2 separate regions of the Homo sapiens genome follow, and region 1 is linked to region 2. A link is an interaction called in ENCODE POLR2A ChIA-PET data of the cell type or tissue named here. Cell type or tissue: K562. All regions are shown on one strand. Links, peaks and the distances in the headings refer to the core of each region. The heading gives the core; the rest is flanking DNA. Region 1 overlaps BLACAT1 (BLACAT1 overlapping LEMD1 locus). Region 2 overlaps LRRN2 (leucine rich repeat neuronal 2).

Evidence for each region. ChIA-PET counts read pairs that join two places held together with the same protein. Peaks named below come from ENCODE experiments on the same cell type or tissue, not always from the same donor. Only the 100,000 strongest peaks of a DNase experiment are listed, where the experiment ranks them.
Region 1: POLR2A ChIA-PET joins it to region 2 with 5 read pairs; 1 of 35 experiments calls an interaction of 5 or more read pairs at or near these places.

Annotation. Positions count from the first base shown.
Region 1 is chr1:205,434,187-205,442,505 of GRCh38, reverse strand. BLACAT1 (BLACAT1 overlapping LEMD1 locus) reads left to right here. Exons shown (of 2, transcript NM_001397426.2): 2 at 1,444-7,620. The coding sequence starts at 1,480. The coding sequence ends at 1,581. It also overlaps a transcript of LEMD1 not described here. Among named protein-coding and RNA genes, the nearest start is that of MIR135B, 10 kb to the left of the region's middle. RefSeq lists enhancers at 1,005-1,124, 1,526-2,107, 2,108-2,687, 3,850-4,431. In K562, for the core only: CTCF peaks have their summits at 1,253 and 3,602; DNase peaks (open chromatin) are centred at 1,325 and 3,625; H3K4me3 peaks cover 234 bases; H3K27me3 peaks cover 2,180 bases.
Region 2 is chr1:204,619,033-204,627,351 of GRCh38, reverse strand. It overlaps LRRN2 (leucine rich repeat neuronal 2), which reads left to right. Exons shown (of 2, transcript NM_201630.2): 2 at 7,134-8,319. The coding sequence starts at 7,360. LRRN2-AS1 (LRRN2 antisense RNA 1) reads right to left here. Exons shown (of 13, transcript XR_007066814.1): 9 at 6,139-8,319; 10 at 5,513-5,995; 11 at 5,230-5,397; 12 at 1-379. Among named protein-coding and RNA genes, the nearest start is that of LRRN2-AS1, 59 kb to the right of the region's middle. RefSeq lists enhancers at 6,935-7,793, 7,794-8,319. In K562, for the core only: CTCF peaks have their summits at 3,160 (motif pointing right) and 7,350; DNase peaks (open chromatin) are centred at 2,341, 3,141 and 3,871; H3K27me3 peaks cover 1,179 bases.

The DNA of each region.
Region 1 (8,319 bases), core at 146-8,145, 820 kb before region 2:
TGTGGGCCTTGGCTCTGTCTGGAGAAACACGAAGGAAGTTTTTCCAAAAGGGCAAGGTTGTCCAGACCAGTGGAACTGTCCAGAGAGCCACCATCTGGGCCATGCCACATTCCTCAAAGGCAGTGAAACCACTTTGCACATGTGCCTTGCTGGGGTAACCCAGGACATCCTATGCAATCTCTATTGCTTGAGGGGCTGGAGAAGGGAGGCGCCTCATGCTTCCCTATTCCAAACCCCTTCCGCATAGCCCTGTGCCTCCCTCCTTCCCCGCAGCACTTGGGCTTCACTCACCTGCTTGCCCCCATGTTCTTCCTGGAGAGAGGAGTGATTCAGACCAGGCCCCGGCCTGACCTCCACGCAGGGCGCTTTCCTTCCTTTGTTCTCAGCTTCTCCGCTTGAGTGGCTTGAGTGCACTTCTGCTCCCTTTCCATAGGCCCAGGGGCAGAGGAAGGGCAGAGAGGTGAACTGGAAAAATCTGCAGGTGGTTAAGGCTAGGGAAACCTAAATGAGCCTTTGGAGAAAGGGATACTCTTGCAGACTGAAGCTGAGCTCCTGAAGCTCCCTCTCTTCCCCAGCCAGACTGCAACAGATACCAGAGCGGCCCCTGGCTCCTGCTGAGGGCCGGGTCAGCCAGAGGTGGGGGACAGCGTGTCCAGCTGGGGCAGATCCAGCCTCAGCCTCTACCTCAGACTTATGTGCCAGGGAAGAAACCATGTCTTTACCCTTTTGTATCTACCTCTCAACCCTTTGCCCAGCATAGGTGCTAAATAAAAGAGCCTGTTGGCTAAAAGAACCCTCTTTGCTGTCTCTTCTCTGCATGGTGAGGATGGGATTTGCATTGCCCTGAGCAGTCAAAGGAAGGGTATAATTGCTCCCTATAGGCTTTCCTAGGGTGTCAGACAACTTGGGGTTGTTAAGGAAGGGAGGAATCTGACTCGGTCCCAGGTGTCAAAGTAAAGCTACACTGGATGAAGGGGTCCGCATTTGGATGGAGGAGGGCCTGTCGTGTGTGCAACCTGCAGAAGCGAGTGGAAGCCCCCAGCTAGAACCTGGTGTAAGGTGGCACAAGCCGGAGGCTATTTTAAGCCAGCTTGCTTCCTGTTCCCCAACCACAGGTATATGGTGATGAGGTGGGGCAGAGCGGGTGGGAGGGGAAAAAAGGAGGCAGCAGCTGGGCATTCTCTTTCCTCCCTTGGACTCACCCTGTCTCCAATGTGAGGAATGACATCAGCTCCACACAGATCAGGAAACACTGAGGTTTCAAAGAGCTGTTGTTTAGAGGCTTGACTCCTCCCCCAGCCGGTGTGAGAGACCTAGCGGGCCGCCTCAGGGAGTGGCAATGACTGGGCCAGACCCAGAGGGTTCTGGGAGCATTAACCCCAGCTTGCTTCTCTCTTCCTGCCTTTCTCCTGCCCCCTCTCCCTCCCCTGCCTTTCCCTGCAGATCTCTGGTGAGTGTTCCCCCAGCCTGGCGTAGGGCATGCCCCAGTTCACTTTCGCCTGCTTCTGTGGTCTCCACGGCTTCTGCAAAATGAAGAGGAAGAAGGAGGAAGTTCACAGAGAGCGGGAGACGGCGGTGTGATCAGAACCAGGGCCCCTCCATCAAGCCCCCAGCAGGTCCCAGGCCTGATGGTGCCTGCTTCTGGCTGGGGCTTGGAGCAGGAAGCCGTGTGTGTATCTTAAGTCTTGATTTAGCCAGTGCTCTTCTCAGCCTGACTCTCACCCGAGGGCATCAGCCTCCTGTGTGCCTCTCATCCTCCTCATGCCCACACCCATTAGCTTCCAATTCTCAGACCTCCTTGGAGAGAGGCCCCAGCCACACAAGGGGGAACCCCAGGACCTGCCGCATGCCTTCCAGAGACTGAGAAGCCCCAGGGAGGCCAAGGAGTGAAACTTCTTTCCTGCCCTGAGAGCTTCGGGGGACTCTTCTCAGGGTAACCGCATGAGGCATGTGCCGCCTTGGGCTAGGAGAGCTGTTGCTAAATGGGAAACTGGCTGCTCTAGCAGAGAACTTCCAGCAGCCCTGACCCTGGAGAAGGCCTCCAGGGCGGAAGTGTGAGACTCTCCTGGGATTCCAGGACCTGGGGCAAGAATCCTTTTCCAGCCCCCTGCCAGCATCCTCCTGGGCCAGGTGGGGCCAGGCCTGAGGTGGCCAGCCCAGTGAGGAGGAAGGCAGAGGTGGCCAGTGGCTCCGTGGCTCCCTCTGTTCTTGCTCTCCAGAAAGCAGTGTTTCCTCCAGCCCCGGCCCTGACCCACCCGTGTTCATGATGCCTGTGCCTCCTTGCCAGCATCACAGATGTGGGGAGGCCTGTTCCCCAGGCCCTGACTCCCCTCCTCAGGGACTGTCTTGCCGTGGCCAGACTGAGGGACCCCTTTCCTGGACTGAGCCGTGCCCTCCCTTGATTCTCCTGTCTCCCCTGCCTTTTTCTTCTCTCCTCAGAAGCCATAGAGGGGACTGCGTTCATATGTGGTGCCTTCAGTGGAAACTCTTAGGGTGGGGGGACCTCTAGGACCTTCCTCGACTTTTTCCCTCATCCCCCACCCCCGCCAACCTTCCAGCTTCAGCCTCTGCCCTTACCCCCAGCCCATTTCCAGGAGGTAGGAAGCAAAAGAAAAAAGCATTTCCTTCCCTCTTTCCTTCTTCCTTCCTTCCTCTCTCCCTTCATTTTGGTATAACTTAGCCTTTTGTCTTTAATCCTGGAGTTCTCCGGGGCTAGAAGACAGGCAGAGACGAATGCCAGCAGCAGAGATGCTTCAGGCAGATTCTGTAAGCCTGTTCTCCCTCATCAGGGAGCAGCTCAGCCAAGGAGCAAAGTCAGACCCCCTCTAGCTCCCCAGGGACAGAATAGCCCTTCTGACAGGTAAACAGGTGACCTGGGTAGAGAGGGCAAGGCCCCAAGATAGGAGAGTCAGGGCTCCCCTTTCCTTGGAATGTGGGCCTCTCTGGGCAACTAGGGAGGGCAAAAGTCTTCCTCGGCTGGTTCGCCCAAAACCTGGGAGAAGCAAGGGCACATTCTATGCTGGCAGCCTCTGCCTGCCCAGCTCATGCCCACACTCAGGGGCCTTTCCTGGGCTTTGGGCAGATTGGGTGGGATTCAGGTTGTCTTTATGAGGCTTGAGCACAGCTTGAGTTCCTCCTCCCATCCTCCAACCCCTTCCTTTGCCCCTACCTCCTAGCCCCCACCTTCTACAATCTGTTATTTCCTTTTATATCCAAAGAATTATAAACAGAAGTCCTTCCCTCAAGGGAACAGCAAGATTCAGCAATAAAGGCCAGTGGGGTCACAAAGGACAGAAGAAAAACTCCCTGGTTCTTTGTCCTCTTGGATAGTAGAGGCCTTGGGTGAGGCAAAGAGATGGGCAGAAAAAGTTACCTTGATACAGAGGCCAGAGAGCCTCCTGGAGGGCATGTGTTTCCCTAGCGGTCACCTGCGAGGCTGCAATCCTAGAAAAGTCACTTCTGTGGCAGAGGATGAAATTGTATCCCCGGAGACTCAGAGATATTGGGTGTTATGTCCTGACCACACAGGCTCACCAGGAGGAAAGGTTAGGAAAGTGGAGAAAGTACGTCCTGGGGAGCGGGTGGCCGAGGAGAGCTTTCCCCTTGTGCGCCTCTCAGGCCTTGGCAGGGATTGCAGCTGCAGGGGTTTGGCAGTGAGCCCATCCAGAGAGCTTCCTCCCCCGGGAGAACTCCCTTGGCTCCAGAGGGATACTAGATATCTTGAGCCCTGGCTTTGGGAACATGGGTGGGGTCCCAAGGTCAAAGTGTTCTGAGTGGAGGTCCAGTTGTCCTCTGCCTCCAAGCCGGCAGCCCCTTCTTCACCCAGGGCTGAGGTTGGGGCCAGCACTGCAGCTGGAATTGTCTGAGCAGGAGGTAGCAGCTTCTAGCCAGGCACACCCCAACCCCACATTCTATTGTCCCTCAGTTTCCTTCTCAGGAAAATGGGGACTTTGCTCCTTTTAGCATCTCAGGAAGCAGTCTGGACACCTGTGCCCTCCTCTAGGCCCTTGGATGAGCCCAGGGAATAGGGAAAGGCCAAAGCAGCCCCAGCATTCGCAGACCCTGCGCCCTGGGCCTCTGACTTCGGGCCAGGCTTCTGCTCCTTCTAGGGTTGGCCTGGCTGCCCTGCCTTCCCATCCTCTCTCCATGGTTCTCTCCCAGAGACTCCACCTTGAGGTGGGGGCCCTGAGCTCTTGGGGTGAGGGAGGGGCACATGGGTAGATGATTCTGTGGAGGAGATCAGGCCTCTTGTTCTTGCTGCGTGGCACTGATTCCTCCTTGCAGATGGGTGAGGGGGCCAGTTTTCCCCATCTGTAAAGCGAGGACTTCCCATGGCCATTTTCCCTCTTGGGCTTCAGGCTGCTGAATGGAAGATCAAGAAGTGTGAAGGGTGCTTGGGGTCCTTGTGACTTGAGTGTTGCCTAGGACCCTGGCCCACAGGACCCAAGGGGCTTCTTGTCTCAGGTTGAAACCTTTTTATCAGAATGTCATTTCCTTCTCTGCTCCCAGGGAAGGGCTTTTTGCATGTAGCATATGGGTTCATAGAAATATATAGGGAGATTGTTATTTTTAGGAAAAAAAAAGAGCAATAATTAACTAACTGAAATACACATGAAGTGTTAGAGTGGGATGCAAGGAGCACTGAGCTGGGAGCCAGGTCTCCTGGCTTCTAGCCCTGCTTGGAAACTAATGACCTATGTGACCTTAGACTAGTCATGTCTTATTTCTGAGACTCAGGTTCCTCAACTATAAATAGGGGATTACATAAATTTCCTCTTAAGTCTCCTTTGGAGTCCAGGGCTCTGTGAGTCTGGGAAGTTGAGCCTCAGTGGGGCATAGGGTTGTGGAACCAGAGGGTCGCAGGTTTCCTCTGCCCTCACAGATGCACTCCGTGCAGACAACAGACATATCTGGAGGGTGGATGGAAGTGGTATGGTGGCTCTGAGAAGTGAGAGGGGGAGTGAGAGGGAAAGGCAAGTCACCCAGAGCTTCTGCTAGAATCTTCCCCTAGCCAGGGCCCAGGACTCCTTGCAGTTCTGCCTCTCTTCCCTCCTACAGCCAGGCCCAAGGGGAGTAAGTCAGTTGGCCTAGACTCTGACTCCAGGTCCTGTCTAGGCCATCACAGGCGCCACTCTTATGTACGTTCTCACTTTCTCTCTGTCACATACACACAGCATCACCACCACCACCACCACAACCACCTGCAGATAGATGCTCAAGTGATTCTAGAAGAGATCTCAAGGACTGGCGCTCTGCTCCAGTTATGTAACCCATGGGCTTCCCTTTGCACAGCTCCTCATGTGCTCATCTCCATGCTGATCAAACCACCCCACCTCATTCCTTGCCTTCTGCAAGGGGAAGTGCCTCAGGCTGGAGTTTGTCCTGTCTACAGACTGAATATGCATTTTGCCCAGTGGCTGGAGATGTGCTGGTGGTGGAATGTGCTGGTGATTGTTTCTGGATGGAGAGCCACAGCCCCCCAGTGTTCTGCCATGACTGACTCCTGACCTTGGCAAATTGCCTCCTCTCTCCCAGCCTCCTCCATAACAGGTGGCGATGAGTCCCATTTCCTCCCTACCTCACAGGAAGGCACGCATTATAAAGGGCACACTTATCAGATGTGCCCAGATGTGGCTGGAACTTTTGGAGACAGATACTTGGTTCACAACTGCAAAGGTGGGCTTTCACCAGAGAAGAAAATCTCTGGGCTGCTGAGTTCAGTGGGCTCCTTGCAGGCTGGTCCAGGAAGTCTGGTGTTCCTCCTGAAGGTGGCTGCTATGTCCAGCAGGTGATCAAGCTGACAGTACCACAAGAACCAAGAAACAGAATCTGTTCCCAAGGAATGAATGTTCTATCTCTCTGACCCAAAAGCAAGAGCAAGAGAGAGCTGTCACCATCATCACCCTGCTCCCAACACAAACACAGCCCCCCAAGTCCATATTGCTGACAAGGGTATCTGCCTTGTCAGGGTGAATCCTCTGGACCCCAGGCCATCCCTGGAGTGGTCAGTGCCCACTGTGCCGGGGTTATTGTGGCCAGTCCGCCTGGGTTCGCTTCTCTAAATTTCCATGGGATAGGAACTATAGATCATGAAGAAGAAACAGGAACCTTGACTCTTCACGGAGGAGCCCAGGAGGTCAGAACCATCCACCAGGAGGGTGAGCGGTAGCTGCCCAGGGCATCCCTGGAGGAAGTCGTCATACTGAGGAAGAAATTGCCAAAGCCAAGAGCTCCCAGACCTGGGCAGCTCAGGAGCTGACAGAAACCACCCCCCAGGTCTGGAGTTCAAGGGTTTTCCTCGTGGGCTGCTGGTCTGTCTCTTTCCCTTCTGGGGCAGCCGTCTCTCCTCCTTCAGCTCATTCCCGTGTTCCATCTGAGGGGCGGGAGGAAGGCAGGAGGGGGAGATGGCAGGACCCAGACAGATCCTCAGGACTCTCCCAGCCTCTGTTGCCATGGCAACACTGCTATTTTTATCCCGTTGTTCATGATGCTCAAAGCTCTAACTTTCTCTGTTCCAGAGAGGCCAGGCTGGTTTCTGCCCTCATCCTTTAACACAGCATCTTCTCCCAGAGGCCTGAGGATGGGAAAAAGTGATGGAGAAAAGGGGAACCCCTAAGGTCACCCCTCAGCCAGGGGGAACTGTTTAACAGGGGTTTGTCTCTGCCCTTTTGAGCCTTTGGTTTTCTACCTGGCTCAGGCACCCAGGTTTATGTTTTCTAGATCAAAACTCTGCATGGTCTCCCTGAGAGACTGGAAAAGAGCTGCCAATCAGGATGGATTTTTTCCTACACAGGTATGACACTGCAGCCACTTCCCTTCTTGGGAAAATTAAACTTCATTCTGAAGAATGTCCTGTTGGTGGTATAAGCCAACCCCTGCCCTCCTAAAAGGGGATAGATAATTAAATTTGGTTAATTAGCAATCAGATTCACTGGGGAATTGAAACCAGTACTTCCCTTTCTTCTGTCCCTCCACCAAAGAACCGGAACAAATGGCTTCATGTCTTTGTCCAGTCTTTCTGCCTAAAGCAAAATAGCATATATTCTCCAGGCTGAAAAGTAGATTCCTCCTCACCCCTACTCAAGATGGCCACATTTCAATCCAGGCTCTTGAAGACAGGGTCTAATGAAAGGATTTCTGTTCTTTCTCTGTCTGTTCCCTCTGGCCCAGCTTCTAGTCCTCTCCTTATGTCCCCACCTCCATGGCAGTGGCAAGAGACCCCTGAGAGTCAATGGTGCTAACGTTCCCCACCTATATACCCCTATGTAGTTTATCGAGATTTGAACCCAGCACCTGGGTGGCTGTGTTGGGCGGATACATTTCACGTCCTCAAGACCACAACCCTGGCGACAGGTCTGGATTAATTCTGTAAAGTAGCAATCTATATCATGCTAAACTCCTGCACTGAGGTTCTTCCTCGGCTGAACTGACTCGTGGATGGTTAAGTTTCCTGGGGTGGCTGGAACCCATTTACTAAGCCTCTAATTGGTTTCATTTTGGCTCAAGTTGCATGGTTTCCCGAATCTATGCACCTGGAGTAAGCACTTTTCTGGTTGCCACTGAAAAGCATGCCGGCAAACGCTGCTCTGTTAATTGCTGTAATAAACAGACTTTATTATATCCCTTTGCAGTAAATGGATTATGTTGTCAGGGTAGAAGGGGCATCCGTGTTTATTTTGCACTGTGATACACTGCAGCAGCAGAAGCTAAACATTTGTTTCCATCAAATCTGCTGAGAGGAGGGAGAATGGAGACTGGGGGGAAGAGTCAGGAGTATGGACATAAAGTGAGGTGTTGGGGCCAAGAAGGAGGCTTTGGGAGACACCCCAGGTCTCCTGGAACTCCGTGAGCCTCCGTTGTGCTATCTCTAAACTGAAGGAAGCCAGGCCTCATGCCTCTTACCATCTCAGAAATAATGGTGGGATAAAGCCAGCTGGAGTGGGTGGGTGTGGGGAACAGGGAAGGTGGTTTAGGACTACAATGTGATCACATAGTCTTAAAGGTGCTTTTAAGAAAGAGAAAGAGCCAGGCGCAGTGGTTCATGCCTGTGAGGCCAAGGTAGGAGGATCACTTGAGCTCAGGAGTTAAGACCAGCCTGGGCAACATAGCCAGACTTCGTCTCTACTAAATATATATATATATAATATATATATATATTTTTTTTTACTTAGCCAGGCATGGTAGCATTCACCTGTAGTCCCAGCTACTTGGGAGGCTGAGGTGGGAGGATCCCTTGAGCCTGGGAAGAGATCATGCCACTGCATTCCAGCCTGGGCAACAGAGCAAGACCCTGTCTCAAAAGAGAGAGAAAAAAAAAGA
Region 2 (8,319 bases), core at 310-8,309:
CCCTTCCCACCATGACAGCCCTGGAGGTCAGGCGAGCGCTGGCACCGGAATCATGGAACTGGCAAGGGCTGGCGATGGGGTTCGGATCCTGGCTCCTCCACACTCTCGCTGTGGGACCTCAGTCCGGCCCCTTAGCTTCGCGGAGCTTACGTTTCTCATCTGAAAAGTATGTCCCTCACAGAAGGATGGGATGAGGAACATAAAGTGGCTAGCAAATAGAAGTCCTGGTACATGGAAGACACTCAGGAATGCCACATCTTTCCTCTGAGACTTTGCTTTCTGTTAGCATCCCAGTGGCAACAACTAGAGTTGAAGGGACTCATTTTCCCAACAGAGAGATTCTCAGAGTAATGGTTTTCAAGCTTTTATAGCTACAGCCCTAGGCAAAAAAAAAAAGAAAAAGAAAAAAGAAAAAGCCTTGTATCATGTCCCAGTGCACAAATGCGTGTGTATAAAATAGGGGGCAGCATCTCAAAACAATGCTTAGTCTGGCCGCATACAATGCAGTATGATATTTTCTATTCATTTTTTTAATGTAGATCGTGACCCACGTTAAATTGTTTTCATGACCTACTAATGGGTTGTGATTCACAGTTCACGGCAGAGCACCCCTCAGTCCTGCAAGGGAAAGTGCACGGTACTAGGCTCTAGGGACACAAAAATCCGTAACAAACCATCCTTTCCTCGAGGAGCTCTCAGTCTGGTTGGGAAGACAGACTCATGGCCTAACAGTGAGGAAGTTGCCACTGTGGTTTGTTCAGAGAGTCTCGGGGGCAGCTGTGGGAGGAACCACTCTTCTCTAAGGGAAAGCGTCACAGGGGAGGTGGCATTTGGGATGGGTTTTCATGGCTGAAGAGGAGTTGAATAGTTGAAGTTGGGAAAGGGCACGGCAGGCACAGTGAGAGGCCCAAGGTGTGGAAGGAAAAATAGCCAGGGTGTGGTGTGTCTGGGAATGAGAGGCAGTCAGGGGAAGTGTGGCTCTCTCAGGTGAGCAGGAAAGCCCAAAAGAGGCCACCGTACAGGACAAGGCCAGAAGTGAAAAGAGAAGGTAGGTGTGAGCATTTTGGTAGGGGGTGTGAGGTGGGAGAGGGCAGATGAAGAGGGCGGGCATTTCCAGCCTTTGGTGGACGGTGGTGCTGATGGCAATGGGACCAATGCAGCACAGCCAGGCAGTGGGAGGAGATGTTGCATTTAGGACAAGCAGAATGGGAGGAGCCTCTGAGACTGCCGAGTAGAGTGACCCAGGGGATGGATGGTTAGGAGTGCAGGTCTGGGCCCCTCCTTCCTGGCCACCCCCAATCCATCCTCTTGCCTAGTGCTCCAGAACTCTGTGATGAGAAGGCCTAGAGGGCACGGGGGCCAGGAGGTCACCCACATCATCCTCCCTCAAGGCAGCATGGCACTCCCAGGCCCAGGCCATGAGGATGCTGGCCAGAGCTGGGCCCCAAGGCTGAGAGCAATTTTTAGATACGGGAACTCTAGAAAGAGAGAGAAGAATCAGCCTCTCTTCCTGGAGATCACTGGTTAAACATGAGATTCTAAGACGCTATAGCCCACTTTGAAGTAGGGGGAGGAATGAAGTGGATTTAAAGTTCCCTAATGCCAGAGTAACCTAATTCCAAAGACCCTGGTCCCAACTTGTCATGGAAAAGGAAGGGGAATTCTGGGTTTTCAAGATGAAACTGCTTGGCGGCGATAGAAGTCGGGACCGTGGTTAGCTCCAGGTGGGGGCTGGATATTGACTGGGAAGGGGCACATACGTAGGAACCTTCTGGAGTGCTGGAAATGTTTATGTCTTGATTTGGGTGGTGGTTGTACTTGTACCTATGCATGTTGGGATCAGGGACATTTATGTATTCTCCCGTACATATGTTATACCTCAACAATATTTTTTAAGTTTATTACAAAAGTTGAGAGATGAGAAGTATTAGGTATTAGTATTAGTATTAAAATTCATGGCCAAAACCGCAATTACTTTTGCTCCAATCCAATGTATGGTAAGATGAAAGGAGAGGCTGCAATGCTGGGAAGCAACAGAGGGAACTAACAGGCACTTCATGTACCTTCCATCCCGTACTCCTCCCAGCAATTCCAGAAGGGGTGCAGGCATTATCCCCATTCCCAGCTCAGGGATTTGGGGCTCGAAAGGTTAAGTACTTTGCCCAAGGTCACACAGCAAACAGCAGAGCCAGGCTCACGCCCCACCACTCCTCCTTCACATAAGTTATTTATGGAATTCAGACTCTGGAAGAGCAGATAAACGCTGAGGCTGAGGTCTCCTCCAGCTCTGAGGTTCTGGTTGTGTGTGATTAAATGGGAGGTGGAAGTGAGGGGCCAGGCTTACCTCCCAGGAGGAGCTGGAGGCCAGGTATGCAGATGGAGGACTGGCCTTCCTCACCCTCAGCATCCCTCCCACCCAGCGCTTATCTGCTGGTGAGGAGGCCGGAGTTTATCAACGCTACACTCAATTATGCCGCCCATCTCTCTCCGCAGCTTTGTGGGGAGAAGGGTGTCCTGGCACTGAAGCAGCCAAGGCCAGGCAATCGATCACCACCTGCCACCCTCCCTCTGGACCCTCAGCTCCCGGGGGGGGGGGTGGGGGGGGAACCGCCAGGGAGAGGAGGGAGGAGGAGAGGAGAGAGGAGACTCTGCATCCACCAATACCAGGCAGGAGCACTAGGGCTGTGCTGGGGCCGGGGGCCTGAGAAGCAGGGAAGGGAGAAAGTAGTGACAGCGTCTCCAAAACTCTTCCTTCAGACCTTTGCCAAAGGTCTTAGTTTAATCAGGGGCATTGTGGATTAATTCCACAGTTTCCGCTAAATCCACAGAAACAGCCCCGAGAACATAGACCTGACAGGGTTTGCAGCACCAGCCTTTCCAAGAGAGAAACTTGCCCTTGGAGTGGGCAACCAACCCTGCTTCTTGGAATACGGCTCTAGGGCTTTTGTCTCCTGTCCCTGAAGCCCACAGCTGGCCAGCAGTCACTGGCTGCGCAAAAAGCAGCCCCCAGCCCCCATTCAGAAGGCAGGCTGAGGTCTGTGTGCAGCAGCTGGCTCTGTTTGTCCCTGTGGTTCCAGGCCCAGCCACACACACACACAGGAACAGTGTCCTTCCCCACACTGTCCCCCAGGGGGGTTGTTCTAGGCAGGAGTCAAGGAACAGGAGCTGAGGGGCCCAGCAGGGGGCAGGTGCGTGGAGGAGCTGAGGACTCAGGTTTTCTCTGAAGGGATTTGCAACTGAGGCAGCCTTGCCCTCTGCTCCTGTAAAACAGGTGCTGATCCACATTGGCTGGGCTGGTGAGGCAGGATGTAGAGTCAAAGACCCTGGGTTTGAATCCTGACCCCACTGCATAGAAGCTGTGCAACCTCTGATGAATCACCTAACGTTTCTGACTCTCAGTTGCCTCCCTGGCAAAATGGAGCTAAATAATCCCTTCTTGCCTACACACAGGGTTGTTGGGGGGATTAAATGCAATGCGTGTTCTCTACACATTTCACTATAGCAACTCTCAAGCACCTGCTACATGCTCAATCCTACACTTGGTGCTCTGGGGACACAAAAAGCATGTAAGATATGGCCCCTGCCTCAAGAAGCTCGGAATCCAATTGGGGAAAGTATACACGTGACAGTCTGAACTCCTGATCACCCCTGGAGATTACAGATGAAAGACAATTAGCTTTCTCTGCAGCTCCCCGGTAGAAACTGCTAATCAGCCTGCATGAGCGGGCCATGTGCAAGGCAGCCTTAGGTGGTGATGGCAGGTGAGAGGGCAGCTCTGAGCTGCATCCTGGAAAGAGCTGCATGCTCAGCAGTGAGGGGGTGGACTTGTCTGGGCCTTTGCCAAGCCTTGGGGTCAGAGGTGCAGTGTGAACATGAGTCATCAAGTCACTGCCTCTGGATCCCGAGGCCCAGCCCCAGGCTCCCGGCCCAGGAGCCACGACCTCTGCCTCATCCACCCAGCCCAACCAGGGGAGGGAAGGAAGGGGCAGCAGTCTGGGGTGAAGGGGAAAGGCAAGTGCCTGGAGGGTTTCAATGAAGTTTTAAATGGTTCCTTGATCCCCTCAGTGCAGTTGAGCACGGACTCAGCGCTTAGAACCAAGTGTTGATGAAGAAGGGAAACTGGACTCGGGTAGGGTCTAAAGGTCAGGGAGATGCTGGGGCCCAGCTGAAGACCCCTCTCCACCTCCTCCAGCCCTCACCCTTCTCTCCACTTGGGAAATGTCTTGGGCTCTCCTAGTTGTTTCGTGTTTTTGAACCTGCCTCCCCAACTAGCATGGCACTTGCTAACTTATCGAGCCCTAGGAGTCCTAGGAGCCAACTTCTATTGTCCCCTAAGAAGTCCTATAGCTGGAGAACCTCCTGACCCTGAGGGATGACTGGAGCTGGAAGAGAGCTAACATTTGTCCAGTTCTTTCTGTGTGCAACACACTCATTTAACTCCAATGACAATCTCATGTAATACAGAAGGAAATGGTTGCTCAGAGCAGTCAAGTAGCTTTGCCTCAGGTACTTGGGTAGTGAGTGGTAGGGCCGCGATTTGGGTCCTGATCTATTTGCCGGTAGGTCTGCTCTCTCACAGCAGGTCTAGGTGGCAGTCAGGGGTCTCTGGTATGTAAGTGTGGCAGGATTACTGGCCATAGATCCAGTTCCACAACAGGGACCTCTCGGAGACTCAGCTTGTTCCCTCCTTCCTTTCCACCCACCTAGACCACCACAAAATTCCCTCCCTGCTTCCTGACCCCCATACACTGGCTTGGGTAGCTGGGTTCCCCTTGCACAGGTATGCAGGCATGCATGCATGTGTACACATGTGTTTGTTCACACTGAGTTTTACGTGTCGGTGCACACACACCCCTATCAAAACCTCTGTGCCTTTGAAGTCGCGGTTGTTTTTCCCACCTTCAGAAATAGCTGCAGAGGAAAGTGGGAAGTAGCCAAATGTAAATAGGCTTGCTGTGTTCCTGCTCAGGGAACGGGACCCTGCCTCCAGCTGCTCCCCTCCCAAGCCCTAGCATCCTGGAAGCAGGATGAGGGAGGTGAAGAGCCCCTCTGGCCCGCTGAGAGGCACCTGCCTGGATGGTGGCAGGAGACATAGCTCCAAGCTTTCTGCAGCTGCCTGGTAAGGAGTCATCACCCCAGGGGACGAGAACAGGCACAGGGCCTGCAGCTGCAGCATTCAGTGCATCCCAGACCCTCCAGAGGCCCAGGGCAGGGTCAGATCAGACAGACCTGGCAGCACAGATGTGAAGTGTAAACGGCACACAGCCCCCTGGACTTGGGTTGATTCTTGTATCTTGCTGCTCACCAGCTATGTGACTTGAGCCAAGTTCTTTAACCTCTTCAGGACCTCAGTCTCTTAATCTGCAAACTGGAGGTATTAGTGCTTATCTCATGTACCTGTTATGAGAGTCATATGAAAAAAGACATTCAGAGTCTTCAAAGAGTCCTGAGCAATGGTAGGTGCTCAGTAAGTGTTTGTGCATTTCCTTGACACTTGTAGCTAAAAACTTACCTGGAATCAGACTTCCACTCAGGAGTCAGACCAGGCTCAAGAAGGCAACACAGTCTGGCCCCTTTTTGTTTCCATCTTTGGTTCTAGGCCAAGGCTGGACTTGCCTCATGGCCCTGGCATCTGAGAGAGAAACTGGATAGGTTCCTCATGCTCAGGATGGAGGAAACAGCAGTGGCTTGCATTGTTGATTGCAGGGGTGATGTCTAATCTCCTGAAGAAAGGAACTCTGGAGTCACAGAGATTGATTCATACAATCAACACACACTGGGCACCCATCCCGTACTACAGGCACAAGAGGCAAGACAGGTCTCTAGTTAGAGACGTTTTCCCACGGTGTGGTCAGAACTGTGACAGTAGGAAGCATGAGTACTGCAAGAGCATAAAGCCAGCCCCTTAGTCAGCCAGGTGGGGAGGTTTTGGAGAAGACTTCTGCAGGTGGTGACTGAACTTAAAGTTGAGCGTTGAAGAACAAGTAGGAGTTGTCTGGAAGACAATGAGGAGGAGACATCAGAAGGGGTGGCATGTCACGGTAACCTCAACCCAAAAGGTTTGTGTGCAGCGGGTAAGTGGGGTGGTGACAAGAGAAGCCAGGTGAAGGGGCCGGGCCAGGTCACAGAAGGTCTTACCTGCACAGCTGAGGAGCTCAGACCCAGGCTTCTTAACTCCACTGCCTCCTCCTGGGCAACACTGCCAGGCTGTTGGGAAAGGAGAAACACTCCTGCCTCCAGGGTGGGGAAGTTGGCAAACACCAAAGCAATATCCCCACCCAGAAGATCCTGGGCAGCAGAACACCCCAGCCTGCCTGGATGTGTCAGGTCTGCTGCCTTTCACCTCTAGGGTCCTGGGGAGCCCATCCCAGATTTTAGAAGCTGTACTTATTTCCACCAACCCTCACCCACCTCCCACCTACACTGCCAGAGGAACTTCTGGAAACTTATCATTTTATCTTCCATTTACCCAGTGAGCCAAGGAGGCTGGGAGGAAAGAGGTAAGAAAGGTTAGAGAACCTACCTCACATCTCTCTGGGCTCAGAAGGACTCTGAAGATAACAATAATTTCAGCCCATCCACTCTCCTTCCCTCCCAAACACACATGTGCATGTACACACACACATACACACACATACACCTTCCTCTCCTTCACTGAAGACTCACAGTCACTCACTCTGTGAGCAGGTCATAGAAAAGGACACTAAAGCCTTAAGGACAGGCCTGGCCATTACCTCTGCAGCTCCTTTGGCTTGTTGAGTCAAAAAACATGGGAGGGGCCAGGCACGGTGACTCACACCTGTAATCCCAGCATTTTGGGAGACCGAGGTGAGCAGATCACTTGAGGTCAGGAGTTCGAGACCAGCCTGGCCAACATGGAGAAACCCCCATCTCTACTAAAAATACAAAAATTAGCCAGGAGTGGTGGCAGGTGCCTGTAATCCCAGCTACTCAGGTGGCTGAGCCAGGAGAATCGCTTGAATCCAGGAGGCGGAGGATGCAGTCAGCTGAGTGCACCGCTGCACTCCAGCCTGGGTGACAGAATGAGACTCTGTCTCAAACAAACAAACACGGGAGGAGGGGTAGATACTGCTTCTCTGCAACCTCCTTAACTCTGCATCCTCTTCTTCCAGGGCTGCCCCTGATGGGGCCTGGCAATGACTGAGCAGGCCCAGCCCCAGAGGACAAGGAAGAGAAGGCATATTGAGGAGGGCAAGAAGTGACGCCCGGTGTAGAATGACTGCCCTGGGAGGGTGGTTCCTTGGGCCCTGGCAGGGTTGCTGACCCTTACCCTGCAAAACACAAAGAGCAGGACTCCAGACTCTTCTTGTGAATGGTCCCCTGCCCTGCAGCTCCACCATGAGGCTTCTCGTGGCCCCACTCTTGCTAGCTTGGGTGGCTGGTGCCACTGCCGCTGTGCCCGTGGTACCCTGGCATGTTCCCTGCCCCCCTCAGTGTGCCTGCCAGATCCGGCCCTGGTATACGCCCCGCTCGTCCTACCGCGAGGCTACCACTGTGGACTGCAATGACCTATTCCTGACGGCAGTCCCCCCGGCACTCCCCGCAGGCACACAGACCCTGCTCCTGCAGAGCAACAGCATTGTCCGTGTGGACCAGAGTGAGCTGGGCTACCTGGCCAATCTCACAGAGCTGGACCTGTCCCAGAACAGCTTTTCGGATGCCCGAGACTGTGATTTCCATGCCCTGCCCCAGCTGCTGAGCCTGCACCTAGAGGAGAACCAGCTGACCCGGCTGGAGGACCACAGCTTTGCAGGGCTGGCCAGCCTACAGGAACTCTATCTCAACCACAACCAGCTCTACCGCATCGCCCCCAGGGCCTTTTCTGGCCTCAGCAACTTGCTGCGGCTGCACCTCAACTCCAACCTCCTGAGGGCCATTGACAGCCGCTGGTTTGAAATGCTGCCCAACTTGGAGATACTCATGATTGGCGGCAACAAGGTAGATGCCATCCTGGACATGAACTTCCGGCCCCTGGCCAACCTGCGTAGCCTGGTGCTAGCAGGCATGAACCTGCGGGAGATCTCCGACTATGCCCTGGAGGGGCTGCAAAGCCTGGAGAGCCTCTCCTTCTATGACAACCAGCTGGCCCGGGTGCCCAGGCGGGCACTGGAACAGGTGCCCGGGCTCAAGTTCCTAGACCTCAACAAGAACCCGCTCCAGCGGGTAGGGCCGGGGGACTTTGCCAACATGCTGCACCTTAAGGAGCTGGGACTGAACAACATGGAGGAGCTGGTCTCCATCGACAAGTTTGCCCTGGTGAACCTCCCCGAGCTGACCAAGCTGGACATCACCAATAAC